3 separate regions of the Homo sapiens genome follow, and all the other regions are linked to region 2. Evidence: read pairs that join two places in POLR2A ChIA-PET (ENCODE). Cell type or tissue: MCF 10A. All regions are shown on one strand. Links, peaks and the distances in the headings refer to the core of each region. The heading gives the core; the rest is flanking DNA.

Evidence for each region. Peaks named below come from ENCODE experiments on the same cell type or tissue, not always from the same donor. Only the 100,000 strongest peaks of a DNase experiment are listed, where the experiment ranks them.
Region 1: POLR2A ChIA-PET joins it to region 2 with 7 read pairs; 2 of 35 experiments call an interaction of 5 or more read pairs at or near these places.
Region 3: POLR2A ChIA-PET joins it to region 2 with 10 read pairs; 1 of 35 experiments calls an interaction of 5 or more read pairs at or near these places.

What each region holds. Positions count from the first base shown.
Region 1 is chr4:121,356,253-121,361,697 of GRCh38, forward strand. The region is part of intron 1 of QRFPR (pyroglutamylated RFamide peptide receptor); the gene reads right to left. Among named protein-coding and RNA genes, the nearest start is that of QRFPR, 22 kb to the right of the region's middle. In MCF 10A, for the core only: no CTCF peak of the experiment used is centred there; a DNase peak (open chromatin) is centred at 2,399.
Region 2 is chr4:121,269,880-121,275,324 of GRCh38, forward strand. No RefSeq gene overlaps it. Among named protein-coding and RNA genes, the nearest start is that of TNIP3, 110 kb to the left of the region's middle. In MCF 10A, for the core only: no CTCF peak of the experiment used is centred there; a DNase peak (open chromatin) is centred at 2,822.
Region 3 is chr4:121,378,233-121,383,677 of GRCh38, forward strand. It overlaps QRFPR (pyroglutamylated RFamide peptide receptor), which reads right to left and starts at 2,786. Exons shown (of 6, transcript NM_198179.3): 1 at 2,076-2,786. The coding sequence starts at 2,415. RefSeq lists an enhancer at 2,572-3,356. In MCF 10A, for the core only: CTCF peaks have their summits at 2,730 and 2,948; DNase peaks (open chromatin) are centred at 1,829, 2,259 and 2,889.

The sequences.
Region 1 (5,445 bases), core at 669-4,668, 86 kb after region 2:
TTAATTTTTAAAAAATTATTTCAATCTCTTTGTTAAATTTCTCTGATACAATTCTGAATTCCTTCTCTGTGTTATCTTGAGCTTCTTTGAGCTTCCTCAGAACAGTTATTTTGAATTCCCTGTCTGAAAGGTCACAAATCTCTGTCACTCCAGGACTGGTCACTGGTGCCTTATTTAGTTCATTTGGTGAAGTCATATTTTCTTGATGTTTGTGAACATTTGTCAATCCTGGGCATTGAAGAGTTCAGTATTTATTCCAGTCTTCACAGTCTGGGCTTGTTTGTACCTATCATTCTTGAAAGGGCTTTCCACGTATTCAAAAGAGATTGAGTGTCATGATCTAAGCCTGTGGTCACTGCAGTCTTATCAGTACTAGGGGGCAGCCTAAGAGTACTGCAGACTCCTAGGTACACTGCTCTGATGGACTTGGGTAAGATAAGGAAGAATCCCTGAGCTACCAGACAAAGTCTCCAGCTCTCCTCTCTCTCTCTTTCCCCTAATCAGAAGGATATTCTCCATTATGGGCTGCCTGGAACTAGGGGAGAAGTGATGCAAGCACTCTCATGGCCTCCATAGCTGGCACTATGCTGGGTCACACCTGAAGCCAGCATAGTCCTGGGTCTTGTCCAGGGTCTCTGAATCCTACTGCTTGGCTCCACTAGGGCTGAGAGGGGGTCTATTCTTTCTTGAAGAATATGCCCACACAATACCTTGATCATACCAGGTTTCCGTTAGCAAAGAATAATATCAAACAAAACCTAAATAAAGAGTTACTCTATACTAATGCACAGGGTGTTTGTATTAGTTTCCTACTGGTGCTGTAACAAAGTACCACAATCTTAGTGACTTAAAACAACACTAATCTATATGTTACAATTATGGAGGTCAGAAATTTGAAATGGGTCAACAGGGCTGTGTTCTTTCTAGAGGCTCTAGGGGAGAATTCATTTCCTTGCCTTTTCTAGTTTCTAGAGGTTGTCTGCATTCCTTGGCAGACAAGAGAGGATCATTGCCCATATGATAATGATAGCATATTATTAATTAAATGCCATGGACCTGAGATCCTAAGAGAGAGCATGAAAGCAAGAATAGTCAAGAACGTAGGGGGTGGAAAGGAGAGAAAGAAAGAAGGCAGTCGAATATTTCTGCAACAGAGATAAGGTAAAATAAAAAAAAATTTAAAGCCGTAACCAGGAATTCAGACCACTCCCTATCTGCTGATCCAAACAGTAACTACCAGTTACATTTTCAGCAGTCGCTCAAAGGCAGATATTCAGATTCCCTCCCAATTCAACTCCCTTCCCCTACACTGGGAATTCTAAGACGTAGCGCCAGATTCCAGGTCCTAGAAAGCACTGGTTCTTGACTTAGCTATATGTTGGAATAACCTGGGAGCTTTAAAAGAAATTGATATTTAGATCCACTCTGAAAGATTGTGAATTTTAGGGCATGCTTGGGGACTTAAGCTTTTTAAAGTTCCCAGGTGATTTAAATAGGCAGCAAAGCTTAAGAACCAAATAGGCCAGAGAATGGATTTGAGAGAGAGCCCTCACTTCAAGGTCTACGTTTCTAACACTGCTTCCAACTGAAGAGGTTAAGGGGCTTCAGGGGGAGAGGATATTCTTTGTCTTTCACTCAGATTTATTTTATATTCTATCTTCTCTTTCATTCACATATTTGTTCATTCACTCACCTATGGGTCATACACTACTCCAGGCTCTTTAAATACAGGCTGTGCAACATATATACTCTCCCACCTCCTCTTCCTAGAAGGAGACTAGACATGAAACAATATCTCACAAATAACCATAAAATTACAAAGTAGTATTCAAAGCAATTCTTTTTGAATATAGTCAAAATACTTTTTAAAAAAGCAAAAATCTGGGTTAAAGTTGATTGTGAGATGACAAAAGAAAACCATGCCTTAAAGTAATAATAGCAGGTAATACCTAGAATGTTGTTTATTGCTTATTGTCAACATTATAAGAGATACCTACACTGGTAGACTGGTAAATGTTAACAAGCAGCTCTCCAAGTTAAAAAGACCTTGCTTTGTAATGTTAGCTAATTTTTCTGATGTAAATACTCCTGACAGAGCCAATTTCAAAACTACCAACACAATATCAATGAATGTGGAGTTCAGAAGAGATGTACACAATCAGCTCTCATGGGCTGGTACAAACTAGCACAAGCATACCATTGGCTATCTGATAATGTTCAAATAAATGATAACTGAAAAGAATTCCAACTTCCATACATATTTTATTTATTAATTTTTGTTTTGTTTTCTCTTCTATTATTTCTTTGTTTCTGAATCATTTTCTTTATTCTTAACAGAATAGTTGGGGGAAGGGAAGTTTGTGTTTTATAGATGACTCATCTTTCATCTCTTTCCCTGCACTGCTCTCATAAACTTGTGGTGTTTTGCAACAGCATGAAATTGCCTCTTTACTCTTTCCTGCTCTATCTCTTCTTTTGTCCTTATTTATGACATAAGCTTGCCAGAAATGTCCTTGATCATGGCTGAGCCACACTGATCACAATGTTCTAAGTTATAAAACTAATTTCCACTGTAGGAACATTTCTTGAGCAGTTACCATGTGCTAGGTACTGATCTAATAAGCATTAACACCATCAACTCATAGACTGTCTTGACAACACTAAAAGATAGGTGATATTATTATTTCTGCTTGTATGAGGGATAAATGAGGAATAAAGTAACTTGTCCAGGGTCATGTGTATATCCAGTAAGGGATGAAGACAAATAGTCTGGCTCCAGAGTCTGTGTTTGTAACCACTATGGAAATGCATCCCCCAAATCCCAGGTTTTCCACAATTAGTGTAGAGAATAGGCCTTACAAAGGAAGTAAGTATTCAAGGTGTTTCAATGGTTTGGAAGCACCAATATGACCTCTTTTAAATTGCTTCATTACCTGCCAGATTAATAGAACTCTATTCTCTACCTATACATATGTTTAGGTTTGGAAGACAGCTGATGTGATGGTTAATACTGTCAACTTGATTGGATTGAAGGATGCAAAGTACTCTCCCTGGGTGTCTTTGTGAGGGTGTTGCCAAAAGGGATTAACATTTGAGTCAGTGGACTGGAAAAGGCAGACCCACCTTTAATCTGGTGGGCACAATCTAATCAGCTGCCAGTGAATATAAAGCAGGCAGAAAAAACTTGAAAAGGCGAGACTGGCCCAGTCTCCCAGCCTGCATCTTTCTCCCATGCTGGAAGCTTCCTGCCTTTGAACATCAGACTCCAAGTCCTTCAGTTTTGAGACTCGGACTGGCTCTCCTTGCTCCTCAAGCTTGCAGACAGCCTATTGTGAGACCTTGTGATTGTGTAAGTTAATACTTAGTAAACTCATATATATATGTGTGTGTGTGTATATATATGTGTATATATATATATGTGTGTGTATATATGTGTGTATATATGTGTGTATGTGTGTGTGTGTATATATGTGTGTGTATATATATATTTGTGTGTATATATGGGAGTGTATATATATATATAGGAGTGTGTGTGTGTATATGTGTGTGTGTATGTGTGTGTGTGTATATATATATCTCTCTCCTATTAGTTCTGTTCCTCTAGGGAACCCTGACTAATACGGCTTATTATCACCATTTTCCTTCTTTTCTATATCTCATCTCTGTAACTTGCATGTGACCCTGCTCCTTTCCCACCTCGTTTTTCTAAACACTATTATTTTTTTCAGATCTTATTGGGGTAACATTTCTCAAACATTTTTTGAGCAACAGAGTTCCTCTATTATGAGTTAGTAATCTCTGCACATAACACAGTCCAAAATTAAAATTTATTGTGTACAATGAGTACACGACAAATTTGCTTTCAGTAACTGTGTTTACTACAGTAACAAAAACAGTCAGAGAGCTATGTAGCCCTAGGCAGAAATCATATATAAGATGATAGTGATTCTGCTCTGTCACCACTTACACCTTTCAGTGTAATCTAATGTAAAATGGTTTGCCTTTGTCATAGGCTCACCTACATACAGACATTACAAGATGGATAAAAACTTAGTACTTTCTTAGAAGCTAACCACAGGTAAATCATTTTTTCATTTAGTTGTGTTCCTTATAAATTGCAAACACCGATTCTTCCAGTTTAGTATCCCAATTCTGAGAGCTGGCTAGAACAAAGCATTATCACTTCGATGGACCAGGATTATGATACTGCTGAGTTCTGATGGGTTTAATTTTTTTTTAGGTCAACTGTGCTTGCCTGGTTCCCCTGGGTAGCCTGACTCCCCTGATAGTAGTGGTTTTGACCATGATCATCTCACACACACACGTATCCAAAATTTTTACTACAGTAATGCTCTTTGATATTTTCTATTCCACTGTATTTCCATTTTGTAAAACTGCTAATATTGACTCACCAAATGACTTCATGACTCATTCATGGGTTGCAACTCTTACTTTGAAATTCACTGCCTCAGTAGTGTTGCCTCTGCTGCAAAATGAAGCTCAAACTCCTTAACACAGCACTAGAAAGTTCTTCAGAATCTGCATCTTCCCTTTCTTTCCAACTTCATTTCTCACCACATCCCCTCTGAATGCCAAACTCCAGGCATACAGAACTATTCACATTTTCCAAAAAGCTTGTTGTCTCTCCCCAAGCACCTTCCACAACATACACTGTGTGCTGTTCGCCCTTGCATCCCTAGTTCAACATAGTGCCTAGCATGTGTTAGGCATTTAATAAATGTTAGTTAAATGAGCAAGTGAATGAGGAAATGAACAAATGACAAAAATGCTATGAAAATCTATTCAGAAGAATGTACTGTTACAATAATATCTCACAGATTTAACTCTGAAAATCCAGCCACACGCTACAGAAACGAGAAAAAGCACTCAATTTCCCTAATTATAATTAGAGAAATTTGTAATTTCTGGAAACCAGGATAAATAGTTTCACAAAGACCATATTTACTTTGAGGAAAATTTCACTCATTCAATTTGAATCAGATGGATCCAGTCTTCAATAGATAAAGCAGACAAGTAAAAGTGATAGTGTATTACATTCTGCACCCTCCTTGGTATAATGATGATGTGGAAGTTAAGCTTTACTAGCATAGAGTCCTGATTACTGTAGCAACTACTTCTATGATATTATAGATAATCAGAGAGAGATACGCAGCCATGGTCTATTTGCTAATAAAAAGTGCTCAGTGGTGGCCTACCACTACTGGCCAAAATAATCTATCCCGTGTTCCTCAGAAGCAAAAGTGGAACACAGCAATGATATATTTTAGGCCACTAGGTCTCAAACTTTATTGAACATATGGACCACTTAGGGAATTTTGTTAAAATGCAGATTTTGATTCAGTAGGTATGTGATGAGGCCTGAGACGATTCTGAAAAAGTTCCAGGTGATGCTGATGCTGCGTGTCCATGGACCAGGCTTTAAAC
Region 2 (5,445 bases), core at 974-4,973:
TTCAGAGGATACACTCCTAACTACTCTGCATTTCCACTTCCTACCATCTTGAAGGATTCTTCTTGTGTGGCAATGTACATGATTTCACCTGACATTAAGAGAAGCAAACTAAGTGACATTAGGTGGATGTTTCCATTGAGCAATTGTTTCAAGAACTGTGTACAGACACACAAAGGTATATTTTCATATCAAGAATCCTATAAGGGCTGGGTGCGGTAGCTCATGCCTATAATTCCAGCACTTTGAGAGGGCAAAGCAGGTAGATCACCTGAGGTCAGGAGTTCGGGACTAACTTGGCCAATATGGTAAAACCCCATCTCTACTAAAAATACAAAAATTTTCTGGGTGTGGTGGTGCATGCCTGTAATCCCAGCTACTTGGGAGGCTGAGGCAAGAGAATCGCTTGAACCCGGGAGTCAGAGGTTGCAGTGAGCTGAGATGGTTTCATTGCACTCCAGCCTGGGCAACAAAATGGAGACTCTGTCTCAAAATAAATAAATAAATAAAAGAATCCTATATGTTAGGTTTATAGAGTCAGGATAATGTTTTCCAACCACCAAAACAAATTGACTATTGTAATTGCCCACAGTCACTACTGAGAAGTGATCCATCTACAGGGTGACCCCCCTTGGGTCCTCTCCTTACCTAGCCTTACCAGCCTTCAAGTACATCCTGAATTCCATTGCAGAAACACTGCATACATGACTCACACCTAGTCAACCCAACAATTGTTGCACTGATTCCATTTTCAGAAATGTCAAAATCAGCCATTTCTTAATTTAGCAGTTTCAAAACACAAAATAAATGAGTCAGTTAAATATCAACATTATAAATAGACTTCAAAAGTGTGGTATAATAACTTCTGATGTTTCTAAATTTATTTGACAAAGTGATAGTTATATAAAATTACTGTAGAAAATGACTATAGATTTGATATTTTGAAATTAGGGCTTAGAAATAATACATATTAACTGTTTTTTGTTTTTTTTTTGTTTTTTTTGTTTTGTTTTGTTTTGTTTTTGTTTTGGAGAGGGAGTCTTGCTCTGTCACCCAGGCTGGAGTGCTGTGGCACAATTTTGGCTCACTGCAACCTCCACCTCCCAGGTTCAAGGGATTCTTCTGCCTCAGCCTCCTGAGTAGCTGGGATTACAGACGCCCACCACCACACCCAGTTAATCTTCGTATTTTAGTGGAGACAGGGTTTCACCATGTCGGCCAGGCTGGTCCCAAACTCCTGACCTCAAGTGATCCTTCTGCCTCGGCCTCCCAAAGTGCTGGGATTACAGGCCTATGCCACTGTGCCCGGCCTACACATTAACTTTAAAACATTAAACATTGTGCATATTATCTTTTTCTTGCTAAAAATTAGGCATCAAAATATTTATTTTGTTTTGTTTTCTATTGGTTACATAAAATCTAAACTTTAACGTGGTAATTATTTTTTAATTCCTTATTTATGAGAGTTAGCAGATTTAAATAAAATATGGGATGGGAAAATGAATCACCAAGTTCATGCCTTGAGGCTGAAGTGCTTGTCCAGGAGCTGGGTAGACAAGCTGACAAAGGGTGGCGTGATGTCCTCAGACACACGCAGAAAACTATGAGAGTGTCAGACATAGAAGCCACCATCACCCTTAGCCCAGGACCTGGAGGAGGTGCACTGAGGGAATTATCAGAGGGCGCTCTCCTCTTTAGGGGTGTGAAAAACAGTAACTCTGTTTGTTTGGCTCTAGTAGCCCCTTCTAACTTGGTTTTCATGGTGAAACCAGAGTGGCTTTTTTTCTAAAGCACAAATATGATATATTACTCCCTGGTTTAGCTTCCTTCAGTGGTCTCCAATGAAAACTTTTTCATATTCCATAATTAGACAGGGGCTCACATCTCTAGTCTCATCTATTAGCACTTCTCTTCATCGTACTGTTTAAAAAAATTTTTTTAAGCCAACCAACCAAACAAGGAAGAAAACTGAGCTTTTCATTCCCCGATAGTGTTGCAATGTCTTGCTTCTGATCCTTCGGACATCCTATGCCCTTTGTATGAAACAGCTTCCCTCCAGCCTGTCCCCTACCCTGCCCTGCAACCAATATCTATACACATTCCTGACTGCCTCCCCTTCACTTCCTATGCTTCCTTCGGGTCTGGATTCAGATTACGCTTTTGCCATAACGTCTTCCTGGAAACCAGCCCTTCTCAAGCTAGCTTAGTGCCTCTTCTCTGGGCTCTCATAGACCACTGTATTTCACCCTAGTGTAGCCTTTAGCATCCACATGGAGATTGCCTGTATATTTTTCTGTTTCTTTTTTGGATACATGTTTCATGTAGCCAGGGGTTGTTCCTTGTTCAGGATGGTAACCCAAGTTCCTAGCACAGTGCCTGACATAGAAGAAGAACCAAATAAATATTTGTTGCTTTAAACTGAGGATCATCAGATAAAAATAGAGAAAATTATATGTTTACACTATTATTATTATTATTATTATTGTCTGTCACAAGCTAATCACAAGCCTTTATAATAAAGTACACTGTTCTCATCTTTAATATCCAACATAAGCAAGTGTTACATTTGAGTTAGGGGTATTCCTCCTCTTGCTTTCTGAGGACCCTCTACTCTGGATTGGAGTAGTTTCTAATAAGCTATTTTAACTTTATTGTAAACTGTGACTCACCTTGAATTCTTTCTTACTACTGGAAATGTTTACATTATTATAACTAGAGAGCTTCTGAATGCAGCCAGGAGAATCAGCGCTACTTGCAACTCTTTTTGCTTAGTCATCTGTTCTTTCAGTGTTGCTGAGTAGGGACAAAATGCCTCTAATATTCTAAAGATAAGGGACTGACACCATACCTTTCTCATGCCTGAGGACATAGTGAGTCATAACAGGATGCTAATGTTTTCTGGAAACACCATCTCTCTGTCCGCTTAAGCCTACTGTCATTTGCAATCAGCTGTGTCATCTCCAGATGTGTTTTTTAGCTTTAAGTCATCAACATATAGCTTGAGTTGGGAAGCACATTTATGCTGTTGGGCTACCTGTTACTGGAACAAGTTATATTCAGGTAGTTATTTTGTGGTTGATCTCAGGGTTTGTTTTGACCCAAGCTTTAAGTAGTTGCAAAACTTAGAACTTCTCTGTGAGCGTGCATGTGGCAGATGTGTATAAGAGAAAGAGTGTGTGTGTATGAGACAGAAAGACAGGACTACATATCCTTTCATGCAGAGAGGAAAAGATAACAGAAACGTATATGTTTTCTATCAAAATATATATGTTTTCTATCAAATAGGAAAAAGTAATTTATTATCTTGAATTTAGGGTTACTTAGTGTGTTCTCATTTTCTATTGTTTCGTACAAACCACTCCAAAACATTTAGCTTAAAACAACATGTATTTTACTCACCTGTATTTGGACAGACCACAAGCAGGGTCCTATATTTGATCCACTGCATGTCAAAGCTCAGTGACTTCAAGGCTGGGGCTTGAATCATCAGAAGCTCGCATTGTGCTCACCACACACAGGTAGTTATGTGGCCAGTATAACTTTACATGTGGCCTCTACAGGTGGCTTTCTCATAGAATGTTGAATGTATGCCAAGAACAAGCAGAGAGAAAGAGAGAGAGAGAGGCAAAGAGGCAAAAGCTATGTCGCTTTCAAAAAATTTTTTTTGAATGAACACTTGCAAACATGACTCTAATTTATAAATTAGACAATAATTGCTTCTTCTTCTTCCTAAAATGTATTCTTTCTTGTAGCTTGATATGTCTCTAAGCTACATAAAATTTCTTATTATTGATATTTTTAGGTCATAAGGAAATATATCTCGGTTTTCTCATTATTATAAAAATAAAGATATCAAAATCCACTTAAGATAACTTCTTATGATCTTACTTGAAGATTATTTTGCCTGGGACATGAAGCAACATTCACTCATTCATTGTAACACAATATTTAGTGCATTTACCAAATTTTTGCATGTCCCACCATCTAAACCAAAGCATATCTTGATTCATTTTCTCCACTGACATGGAAATTTCAGATAATAAGAGACAAAGATATGCCTAAATCATTTTACTGCCCTTTATTTCCTGTAAAATATTATTCTAAAAAATATTTAGGTAATAGCAATACTTGCTCCATTCCTTTTTCTGTAGGTAAAATTGTCCATTGGGTTCTAGCCCCTAGAGCTAATTATTCTATTCCAGGATTGGGAATAGATGAGAAAAGTGTTACCCAAACTCACAGCTCAGTTTCTACAAGATCATTTCAAAGACTTGATACATGGAGAGAAAATGTACTCACTTTTTTTTTAACCAATGTTTACTCAAGTTCTTTATTGAGAATATTGATTATAATTTCTGCTTTTTAAAAGCTAAGTAATCATTATCATGTTTTATTAAGCTGAAGAAGACTGTGCAAGATGAAACAAGATTATTTAATTAACAAGAAACAAGAGATTAAAATATCCATGCTTCTCATTCCTTTGTTCTTCACAAGATTTGTTTTCACTCTGTTTCCCAGGTCCAGGAAAGGAGGATGAGAGCTGTGAGAAGCAATTTATTGTAATACTCTGCATCAGGGCTTCAGTATTTTTTTTCCCCCTACCATCTTTAAAGCTGCTAAGTTTTCTCCACAGAGTTAGGTCCCCTAGAGGCCAACAAAGACCTCAAGTAAGGGTTCAGATTGCTTAACAAAGTACCATATTCTAAGGGTTTCAGTTTCTATGTTTCCTATTAAAAATAAAAAATAAAAAAGCTGTGCTGGGGACAATAGTTTATGCCTGCATGACCCAGTGCTTTGGGAGGCTGAGGCAGGAGGATGGTTTGAGACCAAGAGTTCAAGACCAGCCTGGGAAACAAAGCTAGACCCTGTTTCTACCAAAAAAAAAAGCTAGCTAGACACCAACTTAACAACCTCTCTCCTAAATTCCTAAATTTCTAGCAAGAGTTTGCCTGCCTTTATTGTCTTTACTTCCTGATTTAACATTCATTTCTTTGCCCACGTGGATCTGATTTCTGCCACCTTCACTCCATTGTCTGCTTTCCTCAGGATCACCAACAACCTCCTTGGGCACTCTCTGGGGTCAGGGCTTAAAAGAACAGTGTTCTCTCATGGCTTCTGTTCCCATTTCTTTGCTGACAATGACCAGATTCATCATGGCAATTGAGACCATATCCCCATTCCCACCCCTGGCCCCTCAACTCCAGATCAGTGTAGTCACAGTCAACCAGACATATGTAAATGGTGGTTCCTAAAGAAATTCAAATTCAATTGGTTCCCTAACACATGCAGTCATATCACCAACCACACATCCAGCCGAGTCAGAAATGTGGAAATCCTCCTTTCTCTCCCTTTGTCCATTACTTCCAATCGGTGATTAATCGGTTTTTCTTCTTCAATATTTCCTGAGTTAATCTATGTCTTTCTTTTTATCTTCACTGCCATTAGTAA
Region 3 (5,445 bases), core at 669-4,668, 110 kb after region 2:
ATTTAGAAGCTAAAGTGAAATGTTCTCCATGAAGTAAGAAGCAGGGAGAAAAGAAAACTTGAGAAAAACCTTGGCAGTGCCCAAATAAGCCCTGAGGATGGAAGATGCACCATATGGCCTTTCTTGGCCATGATTCCCCAACATGAACTGGAGCTAAAGATCTGGCTCACTGCACTTTTTTTTTTTTTTTTTTTTTTTGAGACGGAGTCTTGCTCTGTCACCCAGGTTGGAGTGCAGTAGCGTGATCTCGGCTCACTACAACCTCTGCCTCCCGGGGTCAAGCCAAGTCTCCTGCCTCAACCTCCTGAGCAGCTGGGACTATAGGTGCGTGCCACGATGCCCGGCTAATTTTTTGTTGTTGTTTGTATTTTTAGTAGAGACGGGGTTTCACCGTGTTAGCCAGAATGGTCTCGATCTCATGACCTCGTGATCCGCCCGCCTCGGCCTCCCAAAGTGTTGGGATTACAGGCGTGAGCCACCACGCCTGGCCAGACTCACTGCACTTTCAAACTTCTCTAATCCCTAATATTTTACTGAAAAATTGAGACCCAGACATACTAAATTAACATGTATTACAGCCAAAATAGTAATCCAGTTCTTTTGATCCCCACCATAAAATCCCACTTTGCATAATTATTTTCACCTTTACAAATGGAGCTATAATCATCCCCAGCACAAAGAAGCCTCATAAATCTGCTTTCACAAACATTTAGAAATGAAAACTCATGTGCTTTTCCCCAAAAACCAAGTTCCGTATGATGATCAAAAAATACCCCATTAATTTTATGGAGTTAGTTGCACTGAGCAACTTTAAAATGCCCAAATACAATTACTGCATCAGAGTGCATAAGAAAGTCTCTAATCCATAAATCAAGGTCTTACTTTCCACATTGTGTATTACTTTCAAGTCAATGCTCTGTACTCAATGTTTAATGCTTTTTTGAAAATATTTACATTATAGATTGATAAGAATCAAGGACTTTAACATTCTGACTGACTAACAGCAAACTCAGTTTAAGCTAATGAGAAAAAAAGCAATGCTCACGATCTCAAATTGGTAATGGTAGGATGAAACACCCTCCATGAGTTTAAGAGAATTAGTAATGGGATAGAAATAGCAGAGATTGAAGGCATAATGATCTATTTCTCTTACATTTCTAACCATTTTGATGTGGCCACAAGAATACACCCAACCGTGAAAAAGGGGAGGCCCATGGTGCACCTTAAGCACTGGTGAGAATACAACACACTACTGCTCCTGGGTTTACACCAGGGCATTCTCCAGCTGTGTTCTTGGAAAAGCTGGATCATCTCAAGAAATATATCTTTTTTTCCAACCTCCACACACTGCTCCCAACTCAGTGACTCCACCTCTCCTCTGTCATTTTTTTTCCCCCATTATACGGAAGGAGGAGAATGTTATCTCTTCTTTTATAATAGGAGGGCATCAGTTTTCTGTGTTCCTTCTTCCTGCATGACACTTAATACAGTTTTTAAAAGGACTAGTTCAATATATTTTTTCTGCACATGAATTATATTTGTTTTATGCTCATAGGTACAAGAAGCTGTCTGCAAGCAACTGGGAAGTGAGGCTGGAGGGTGGGGGAATGAGGAAATGAGATTTTTAACTTTGGTTTAATTATTTGAAATATTTTTATCTCACTTTTAGTAAGAAAACTAGGGGAGAAAAACCTGGTAATGACGGGAAAGGGAGCTGAAATAAGTGGCGAGGGGTGCGACTTCCTGCCTCACTGCTCGGGACCTTTCCGAAGCTTTTCCCCAACCTATGTCTCTAAGCCACAAGGAGGAAGCACTGGAGGGGAATCAGAGGCGGCCAAAAGAACTTATGTCCAGGTGAACACAGGTGGCGAAGTTCTAAGAAAGAGCACCGGATTCATTTGACAGAGAAGTGTAAGGAAGAGACAGACGAGAGAGAGACAGACAGACGAGAGAGGAGAGAGAGAGAGAGAGAGAGAGAGAGAGAGAGAGAGAGAGAGAGAGAGAGAGAGAGAGAGATCCCCTGAAAGGCAGAGGGTTAAGAGAGAAGGAGCGAAGGAGCGGGGCGCGACTCTTACCCCCCAGCCAGTTGTCGGAAATGTTCTGGAGCATGGTGACGGGAATGCAGAAGAAGGTGATGAGCAGGTCACTGAGCGCCAAGGAGCAGATAAAGATGTTGGTGACGGTGCGCATGGCCTTGCTGCGGGTCACCACGTAGAACACCAGAGCATTGCCAAAGAGCGCCAGGGCGAAGATGAGCACGCCGGTGAGCACGAGGGCCAGCTTGGCGCGTCCCGGCAGCTCTGGGGTGTAGACGAGCGGTCGCAGCCGGTACAGAGCGATGAACTGCTCCCGCGTCAGGTTGTGGTCCCGCAGCAGCCGAGAGAACTGCTCCGGGGTAATGTTAAGCGCCTGCATTGCTGTGCGCTCCCGGGACGCGGGGCCACCGCCCGCTACTGGCTGGCCATCCGCATCTGCGGGGCAGCGAGGGCTTCGGGGGACCAGCCGGAGGCCGCCTCCCTTCCTCTACTCTGGAGTCAGCCGCGCGGGAGGGCTCTAGGCTGCACCCCGGGAGGTTCGGGAAAGGAGAGCAGCTCAGGGATCAAACCCACGATAAAGAGGCGGGAAGCCAAAGCACTGGGAGACTCGATCTCAGTGACCAAAAAATGTTCGCGGTTCAAATAAAGTTCTTCCCTTGCTCTTCCCTAAGGCGAGGCGCCGCCACGGTCTGGGGTGCTGGAGCGCCACGCGAGGGTCCTGGCGCCTCTGGCTCCCCGCCTTCTGGCCATGCGATGCGGACGCCGGACCCGCTTGGGGAGCGGTGGAGGGTGGGGCTGAACTCGGTGACGCCTCCCTCACACCCAGCTTCAGTGGCGCCAACGCCGCTTCCCCGCACCCTCAGGGCGAGGGAAGACTTCCCTGGCTCACCAACTTGCTGCCGCCCAGCGCCTTTCTCAGGGCATGGCCCCAGTCAGGTAATGCTTGTATGTGAAACTGGGTATTGGGGGGTTCCACAGTTTCAAGTTTCTCCTCTTGCGTAATAATGGGAGCCACAACTACCCAAGGCAAATAGGGCTTATTTTAAATTATTTTCTGTATTGAAAAATAATTAAGATAGTTAAAATATAGAACTTGGGAAATGGCAAAGATAATACAGAAAGATCCTGCGTACCCACCCTTCACCCAGTTTCTTTCATTCATTACATCTTATTTAACTACGGAACAATACAAAACCAGGAATTTGACACAGGTACAGTGTTTGCATGTTTTTATCTCAAGTGTAGATTCCCGTAACCGTCAGGATACAAACTCTTCTATCACCACAAAAATCTCCCTGGTGCTTTTTATACTCACACCTAGCCCCTCCCTCCACCATCTCTAACTCCTGGCAACCACTAATATGTTCTCTCTTAACTTTTGTCAGAACATTACGTAAGGGAAATCATACAATATGCTGCCTTTTGATATTGAATTTTCTTCGCTCAGCCTAATGCCCTTTAAATCCATCCAAGTTGTTGCATGTATTAATGGCTGTTTCTTTTTATTGCTGAGGCTGTATCACCGTTTATTTAACCATCCACCTCTTGTAGAACATTTTGGTTGATTACCATTTTGAGCTATTAAAAATAAAGCTGCTATAAAGAATCATGTACAGGTTTTTGTGTGAACATAGTTTTCCTTTCTATAGGAAATGCCAAAAGTTTTGATTATTGAATCTGTAATGTGTATATTTAATTTTTAAAGAGATTGACTACTTTTCAGAGTGGCTGTACAAGTCTCCATCTCTACCATCAATGCATGAGAAGTTACGTTTCTCCACATCCTTGCCAGCATTTGGTTTTGCTGCTTTTTTTTTTTAAGCTATTCTAATAGATCTGTAGTGATATCTCTTTAGGGCCTTAATTTACATTTACCTAATGGCAAGTAATATTGAACATCTCATGTGCTTATTTGCCGTCCTTGAATCTTCTTTGGTGAAATGTCTTTCCATGTGTTTTGTCCGTTTCTAATTGCATGGTTTAGTTTATTTGCTGTTGAAAGTTCTTTTTATATTCTACATACAAGTCCTTTGTTAGTAAACGGTTTGCAAATATGTTCTTCCAGTCTGTAGCTTGTTATTTATCTTCTTAACAGGGACTTTCACAGAACAGCTTTTAGTTTTAGTGAAGTCATATTTATCAATATTTTCTTTTATAGATAGCTTTTAGTGTTCAGTCTAACTTCACCAAAGCCTATTTCTCAAAAACTTTCTCTTAGGTATTTTTCTAAAAGTGTTATAGTTTTACATTTTATGTTTTGGGCTCTCTATTCTGTTGAATTGATCTATGTGTCTATCCTCCACATTCTTGACTACTGTAGCTATATAATAAGTTTTGAAATCAGGTAGCATGATTTCTCATACTTCATTCTTATTTTTCAAAATTATTGTAACTATTCTAGGACCTGTGCCTATTCATATACATTTTACAATCAACTTGTCTATGTCTACAAAAAACCTTGCTGGGATTTTGATAGAAATTGACATATTTACTAGGTTGAGTTTTTCAATCCATGAGAAGAATGTCTTTCCATAAATTTACATCTTTGATTTATTTCAAAGGCATTTTACAGTTTTCAGCATGTAAGTCCTGTACATATTTTTAGATTTGCACCTAAGTATTTCATTTTGGGCGGACATTTGTACACGGTACTGTACTGAATTTCTAATTTTTGGTTCCATGTGTTCATTACTAGTATGCAGAAATCCAATTTATTTCGTATGTTGATCTTGATTCCTCCAATGTTGATGAATTCACTTAATTTTATTAGGAGGTTGATATGATTTGGCTCTGTGTCCCCACCCAAATCTCATCTTGTAGCTCCCATAATTCCCATGTGTTGTGGGAGGGACCAGTGGGAGATGATTGAATCATGGGGGTGGGTCTTTCCACGATGTTCTCATGATAGTGAATGGGTCTCATGAGATCTGATGGTTTTAAAAACAGCAGTTTCTCTGCACAAGTTCTCTCTTTGCCTGCTGCCATCTATGTAAGATGTGACCTATTCCTCCTTGCCTTCCACCTTGATTGTGAGGTCTTCCCAGCCATGTGGGACTGTAAATCCAGTAAACCTCTTTCTTTTGTAAATTGCCCAGTCTTGGGTATGTCTTTATCAGCAGTGTGAAAATGGACTAATACAGAGGGTTTTTTGGTAGATTTCTTGCATAGACAATCACATTATCTGAGAAGAAAGACAGTTTTATTTCTTCCTTTCTGATTTGTATGCTCTTTATTTCTGGTTTTAGCTGTTGTTTGTTTGGTTGTTGTTTTTGTTTTCTTTTGTTTTTTTTTTTTTTTATTTTTTGCCTAACTGCAATGGTTGGAGTACACAGTTTACTATGTTAAATGGCAATGGAGAATGGAGATCATCCTTGTCTTGTCCTCAATCTTATAAGGATGTATTCAGCCT